3 separate regions of the Mus musculus genome follow, and regions 2 and 3 are each linked to region 1. A link is a loop called in an ENCODE intact Hi-C map of the cell type or tissue named here. Cell type or tissue: gastrocnemius. All regions are shown on one strand.

The links. Hi-C counts contacts between places; a loop is a spot of excess contacts. Peaks named below come from ENCODE experiments on the same cell type or tissue, not always from the same donor. Only the 100,000 strongest peaks of a DNase experiment are listed, where the experiment ranks them.
Region 2: a loop joins it to region 1, with 8 times the contacts of the local background. A loop is called at or near these places in 14 of 42 quality-filtered maps.
Region 3: it touches region 1 in a loop (4-fold over the local background); 15 of 42 quality-filtered maps call a loop at or near these places.

Annotation. Positions count from the first base shown.
Region 1 is chr3:27,268,649-27,271,148 of GRCm38, forward strand. All of the region lies in intron 1 of Gm42192 (a long non-coding RNA gene), which reads left to right. Among named protein-coding and RNA genes, the nearest start is that of Gm42192, 9.6 kb to the left of the region's middle. In gastrocnemius, a CTCF peak has its summit at 1,564 (motif pointing right); no DNase peak of the experiment used is centred here; H3K4me3 peaks cover 520 bases; H3K27ac peaks cover 1,823 bases.
Region 2 is chr3:27,344,537-27,347,036 of GRCm38, forward strand. No RefSeq gene overlaps it. Among named protein-coding and RNA genes, the nearest start is that of Ghsr, 26 kb to the right of the region's middle. In gastrocnemius, a CTCF peak has its summit at 1,215 (motif pointing left); DNase peaks (open chromatin) are centred at 109 and 1,181.
Region 3 is chr3:27,337,235-27,339,734 of GRCm38, forward strand. It overlaps Tnfsf10 (tumor necrosis factor (ligand) superfamily, member 10), which reads left to right. Exons shown (of 5, transcript NM_009425.2): 5 at 1-2,431. Among named protein-coding and RNA genes, the nearest start is that of Tnfsf10, 21 kb to the left of the region's middle. In gastrocnemius, a CTCF peak has its summit at 1,417; a DNase peak (open chromatin) is centred at 1,393.

The DNA of each region.
Region 1 (2,500 bases):
CAGGGAGAGACACTGGGCCTGGCTTGAGCATTTGAATCCTCAAATCCCACTCCTGGTGACACGCTTCTTCCAACAAGGCCTAACCACTCTAACAATGCCAGATCTCCTATTCTCTGCCACTCCCTAATGACCAATATATGAGCCTATGGGGCCATTCCTATTCAAACCACTACAACCTATGACCTTCCCAGCTTTGGGGATTTGGGCGGGTTTACAGAGCCTGGCCAAAATTCTGTCCTGTGACTAGTTTCAACTAGAAACTGATTAGTTACGTTCATAACAGTCACAGCTCAGGGCCCAAACCCTGCCTCGTGGCATGTGGGATCTATGTCCATTGGTAAGGCTCATTTCCCGTTAGCCTACATGGTGTCTCTCAGCATTTTTGGAAGCTAGTCAGCAGGGAGGAAGTGTTCAGGGCAATCCAGCTTAGCTTTTCTATTCCCTGCCACTTTGAAGTGCCCTGTGTCTTACCATCTGAAAGCTAATCTGTTTGGTTTTGCTTCTGATTTCTTTCCCCTTCTCTATGAATTAAAAAAAAAATGGATTTTTTTCCGTGCAAGGGAAGACTTTGAGTTTTTTTTCTTTTTACATTAATATAGGCTTTAGCTCACTTAATTAGTTGAGTACAGTAATATACTGAAAGCTGGGACTACAGCCAAGTGAATGTGTTCCTGTGACAGGACCTGACCCCAACAATACACTTAGCACCCTCACCAAAAGAATACACTACCTTATTATTTTGGACTCAATTCAAAATTTATCTATGATATACTCCACCCAGTTTCCTGAAAATTATAAGCAAACTAATTTTCTGCCGGCTACAATGAATCTCAGGGCTGGAGAGATGGTGCTCAGGGGTTGGGAGTATTTGCTACTCCTCTGGCCCCGTCAGGCACACGTACACACATATACAAGGCACACACACACACACACACTCTCTCTCTCTCTCTCTATATATATATATATAGAAAGAGACAGTGTATATATATAGAGAGTGTGTGTGTGTATATATATATACATATATACATATATACATATACACACACATATATACATATATATACAGATATATGTGTGTATATATATGTGTGTGTGTGCATATATATATGTATACATATATATATGATTGGAAAAAAGCCACATTAATCTCTCAGGAACAGTTTCCAAGGGCTTAAATCCGCAGTGCTGACCTCAAGTCCTGCAGAATTCGTAACACCTCATCCCATGGAGAAGAGGGTGATTTCCACCTGGGAGAACAGCAGGCTGGCAAAGGTACTCAGTGTTTAAGAGTACAGGTATGCAAAGCCACATGTGGTGACTCAGGACAACCAGGAGTTCAAGGTCATCCTTAGTGACAGAGTGGTTTTGACAACTGTTTGGACTGCATGAGACTCCTACTCACCCCTGCCTGCCCCTTCAAAGAATGTTCATTATACACAAACTTTACCTTGACAGCCAGCTGCTACAGTTACTATAGACACTGGTTTTCTCAGGACAACACTGTTTCTTTCTCCGGCATAGTCTTTATGGATGTAGCTGGGAGGAAGCAAAGCCCAGGAAGAAGCAGTAGGGGGCACTGAAGTTCAGTCAAGGGCACTTGGCAAGTCTGTCCTGCCTTGTAAATTTACAACAACCTGTTGTGCAACCCCAGAATTGACAGCTCTCAGAGGAGACTTCCTGGGGTGAGCACTGGAATTTCCAGAACCGTAAAGGGAAACAAAGAATCAAATCCTTTGCTTTCATTGTTCACAGAGCAAGACTGGCTGGCGCCTGGTTCTGTCAAACTGTTAGGTGTGATCATGGAGACATCTGGCCCGCCTGTTTCCTTTTGAAAAAGGGGAATCCTTAACCCCAAAGCCTGAACTCAAATAGTACTGTCTCCACCAATCTCTGTCTCTAGGTTTGCTTCATCAGGCTTGCTCCATCGGAGGCTTGGGTAATTAGGATGGCCTCCAGTAGCAGGATTAAGGCTCTACCCTGCAACGTAAGTGACTTGAACCTTATGTTTCCTTTCCTTCAGCATTTCAAGTTCACCTCTTCAGAATTTTTCTTCAGAGGAGAAACACCCACAGCTGTTGCTGCTCAACCCGAAGGTTAACCTGCCTTCTGTAGTGGGAAGTTTCAGGGCAGAGAACCCTGTTCCTCCCCCAGGGGCAGGATGCAGCTGGACTGAGACAGAGGGTGACCCCTTTCCTCTTCCCACCTCAGCCGTTGGAGACTCAAATGGTCTGCTATTTCAATGCTCTACCGACCTTGATAGAGCCTTTCTTTTACATGAAAGACCTCCAACCGTCTCGGACAAAGAAAATTTGCATTCAGAAAATAATCTAGTGAATGTAACTTTTGTTGTTGAAAATATTTAATCCTAACCCGAGGTTTTTACTCTGCCTTTGATCATTCGGTTTCTGGAAAAAAGACACACAACTTTTATTATTTACAATAAGCCTTAATCAGCACTAGAGCTGGGCAGATATCTACCCACTATGCTATTAAAATCTAT
Region 2 (2,500 bases), 76 kb after region 1:
CATCCCGGCATCCCGCTGCTTCTCCTTAACCTGCTTGGGCAGGCAGAGAGGCCCCGTGCACGCAGGCCACAGCAGCTTAGGATAAGTGCTGAGTTGGTGTCATTCCAGCCTAGCCAGCAGAAGGCCCAATCCAGCCTGCACTTATGCACAGAAAGCCCAGAGTAGCATAACTCTTTCTTTGCATCGGGGCTCCTTGCCAACGTCGAGGCGAGGCAGGCATCCTTTGTCTCCCTGTGCCCGTTGTGCCCCCCGTTGGGTTTTGATGACAGAATTATGACAGCTGCTCCTCATCGCTTTACTCCACCGGGAAAGCTCTTTGTACATCATCTTGTGAAGGAGGCAAACTTCCCCAGCAGTTGGAATTCAGAATTATAGTCTTACCCATCCCTAATGGTTCATTGGCAAGGAGAGTGGCATTGGGATGGGCTTAGATGAACCAAGATGACCCTTCCGTGGGCAGAAGATGGTGCTAAGCGTTTCCAAAGTGCTGCCCCGGTTGCATTTCTGATGCGGTGACAAAGTATATTGATGAGATTATCTACTTTAGCTCAGAAATCCGGGTAGCACCGTAGTAGAACGTCAGTGTGGAATGAACTTAAAAATCATGATTCACAGTCAAGCACAGAGAGATGAACGGATGCATGCTTGGGACTTAACTGAGACTCTCTTCCCAGAAGATTCTAGATCACCTCAGTCGGGTGTGCACTCTCTTCATAAACTCAGGGCTCTGGGTGTTGGAAAGATGAGAAAATGGAGTCCTAGCACAACAGTGCTCCACAAATCAGTGTGGAAGCCAAAGAGATGATCCCCAAAGTGTGGCGACCCTTCTGGTCATCTGCCTTGTAGAAGATAATCAAATTAAGGACAACTGTTCCGTTTTTTTTCTTCTTCTGATTTTCTACAGCAGCTTCAAGTCCTGATACATTTTCAAGGAAAGATTAAATAGGGTTGTGACGCTTCTTAAAAGAGATAGAAAACACTACCGGGAAGAGACAGTGGTTCTGAATTGGATGTGTAGCTCAAAGCAATTTGGGGGAAAATATAATTAATTAAAGCAAGCTGATGTGCTCGGCTTCAGTTCACAGAAGCATCATCTCCGCCTGGTAGGGCAATTCATCATTAGTCACAGGAAATCCAGAGAGAGGATGACTCCGCGCTGATTGGTTAGGCGCTCCATCCCTCAGCTCCACCTCTCTCAGAGTTGGCGCCACCTTCTGGTTGGTGACTGAACTGACTCCAGTTACCACAAACACTTCAAGGTGCTCTCTCCAAAGGGGTGCATCATTAGCTCCTTGGAGCATAAGGTCCTTCCTGACAGGTCCCTCATTGCTGTTTATATCTTATTTCTCAGGCCAGAGCTTGATGGATGAGTCACAATCCATCATTGAGTCCATCTTTGCAAAGACATGTGATTTAGCAAACACCTTCAACGAGAGAGTTTTGGCTGAGGCTTGTCAGTCTGAGTGAGACCATTTCCTTGTCTCTGAATGCAACTCATTAAAATCAGATGCCAGCAACGTAATCCTCCATCGTGTTAAAACTGCTTCATCCAAGTGTATAGTGTGGGTTCATTGTGCTCCGTCTCCTGCCTCTCCCCCTTCGCATAGTCCTCTTGTTCACACACACACACACACACACACACACACACACACACACACACACCCCTACCTCTTTCTCTCTCTCTCACCTCTTTTTCTCTCACACACCTCTCTTTCTCTCTCACACACACACCTCTTTCTCACACACCTCTCTCTCTCTCACACACACACACACAAGCACACACCTACCTCTTTCTCTCACCTCTTTTTCTCTCACACCTCTCACACACCTCTTTCTCACACCTCTCTCTCTCACACACACACACAAGCACACACCTACCTCTTTCTCTCTCTCACCTCTTTCTCTCACACCTCTCTCTCTCTCACACACACACGCCTCTCTCACACACTTCTCTATCTCTCTCTCTCACACACAAACACCTCTCTCTCACACACACATTCCTTTCTCTCTCACCTCTCTGTCTCACACACACACATCTTTTTCTCTCACGCACATACACCTCTCCCTCTCTCTTTCCCTCACTCTCACCCCTCTCAGAGTTATTTGAAGTACTTCTTTTATTTACCTTTAATTGCCTTCTAACATCAGGTCTTTTGCTTTTGTTATTATTGGAGTCAGCTACATTTACCATCATCGCACGATTAGATGCTGTCTCCCTGTTTCTCTGGAGCATTTCCAGACTGAAGAAGCCTAGTCTACACAGGATCGGAAGTCACTCTTCTTTCCCCAGCAGACTCCTGCTGCTCACCTATTGCCCCAGCAGTAGGGGCAATAGGGCAGAGTTGGGTGCAATCCATGAGACTTGCTCACACTGCCTTCATGGTGCTGTGAAAGAGACCAGTGTGTATGGAGTAGTTACATCACAAAATGTTTTCTTTCTTTTTTTCTTTAAAGGCACAGTTAATTTACCAGCACTCCGTGACTTCTATGGTTATGAATA
Region 3 (2,500 bases), 69 kb after region 1:
CCCCTTCTTATTTTTTTATGACTCAAGCCCTTATAAACTAGCAAATAGAAGTCACAGCTACCACTTGAATATAAGCACTTGAATACCTCCTCTCACTAGAATACAACATAGCTTAATAGTAAAAATCTTGCCTTAGTAAAGTACTTGCATGTCATGTCTACATGAACCAAATGAATGTATTAATTAATAATAGACATAATGATCACATCGGAAAGGCTGTGAGAAATAATGGAGAACATTTGAAAGCTCAAGATGGAAGGGAAAGGCACTTGTCAAAAATCTTGACAACCTGAATTTGACCTTTGGCAGGGCTGAAAACTAAACCCAGGGTCTTACTCCCAGTAGGCATGAACCCCCACACTGAGCGGCACCACAGCCCTAAGGTTTTAAATGGCAGAAACAACTGAGCGCTTTTCTAATTCCTGGTCCCCAAGTCATCACTGATGGCAAAATTCACAGCACTTCATCTTGTCTGCCAAGCTGGCAAGCGAAATGGTGTCTGATTTCTTTTTTGTTTTTTTAAAGATTTATTCATTATTATATCTAAGTACACTGTAGCTGTCTTCAGATGCACCAGAAAAGGGCGTCAGATCTCATTACGGATGGTTGTGAGCCACCATGTGGTTGCTGGGATTTGAACTCAGAAACTTCAGAAGAGCAGTCGGTGCTCTTAACCACTGAGCCACCTCTCCAGCCCCAGTGTCTGATTTCTAATGTTTGTGTTGAACGTATACATTCTTTGTCTGCTGTTAATTCTATAGTAATCTCCTGTGAAAGATTTTATAACGCCCAGGCCTGGATTCAACCACAATCCAACAGGATCGGAATCCTGGGGTGGTGCTCAGAGATCTTTTTGTGCGTGCATTTTAGTTTTTTAAAGTAATTAGCAGGCAGCCTGCAGGACACATCTTTGCCAAAATGTCAAATGCTGTGACTTATAAATTAAATATTTAAGAATGCAGCATACCCAGAGAAATCATTAGATGTTCAAAGATTTAATTCGTGTGCAACATTAAATGCCATGACTTGTTTAAACAAGCACACCTAAATATTCTTTCTTCTGCTAGAATCTGAAGCCTGTGATGCAGGAAGCAAGAATGGAGAGAATATTCTAGAATAAGAACTTTCTGGGCGATTGTGAGCCCTTTAATAAAAGGCATGAATACTTATCTGTTTGAAAGAGAAATCAATTTGGGGTGGGGGCGGGGGTTGTCCTTTCTTTGCTGAGTTCTAGCCCAACAAGCCATCTGACTTGAAGACTAAGACGAGCCTGCCACCTGGGCAAGCACAGGGACAATGATCCCAGGGCAGAGGCCAGCTCTGCTGTTTTGAGAAGTGTCTAGGCAAAAGCTTTCTTTCTTTTTTTTTTTTTTTCAGACCAAAAGGGGCCTCTTTAATGTCACACACCATTAGTGCCACCAGGTGGCGAGGTTCCCTTAATTTCTTCAGTATCAAGTCTTTTAAAAGTGTATGAGTATAAACATCTTCAAATTCTCGGGTTTAAAAACAAAATCAAAAATGAAAAAAGGTCGCTTACCTTTAGACCATAGGCAACTGGAGCTAAAGACAAGAGATAAGCTGGTGTACCCCGATGGAGCAGCAGGCTTTAACTGAATCTGTGAGGAACAGGGTGGGGCTTCACATGGTAAAACTGAATCTGAGGTGTGTTCTTTTGCCTGTTTGGGTTGTTGCTGTTGTTACTGCTTTGTTTTGTTTTTTTGTTTTTAAGTGAAACAGAATTTAAGTCTTTTGGAAGACTTTTGTAAATTCTCTTGGTCCCAAGGGAGGGCTCTGTGACGTCTGGAGTCTCAACAGTTTGGTCTTTGCCCTGTCTCCTGTTATTATAGACTGTGGCCTTTGCCACTCCATCACTGCCTACTGTTTTTCTTGGAGACAGGGTCTCTCCCATTACGGGCAGCCAGCAGTGCCCTGAGAGTCTCTTGACATGTGGCCATGAAGGCTTTTTACAAGGATGCTGGGGATTTGAACCCGGGTTCTCATGCTTGAGCCATAACTGCTCTTACCCTAGAACTGTCTCCCCAGTCCAATCACTGCTACTATTTTTTTTTCTTGGCAAATCAATTCAGTTCTTTAGTTTTCTTTCAAGTATTGTTTTACCTATTTATCATATTTATCACTTTCATTATCAATGTTAGAAATTTTGTTTAGCCAGCCTTTTTACTTATTCTTGAAATAAAGGGTTAAATAGATATTTTTTCAGTTGTGAGACATGAAAATCTTAGAAAGAATTTTTCTTTTCTTTTTCCTTTCATTTTAATAGCAGTGAATCTAGAAAGAGAATTATTTTTCATGGTGATTATTTCAAATGTATTGATACCATTTTGTGGGCTGGGAAATGTTAAACTTTGTAAACTCTGAAACGCACAAAGTGTTGCTTTGAATTTCACCTTAATAAAAATAACATCAAGTATATGCAGTGCACTTTCCTCTCCCCCTCCCCCTCCAGCTCTGCAAGGTACAGTCATCTTTTGTCTACTAA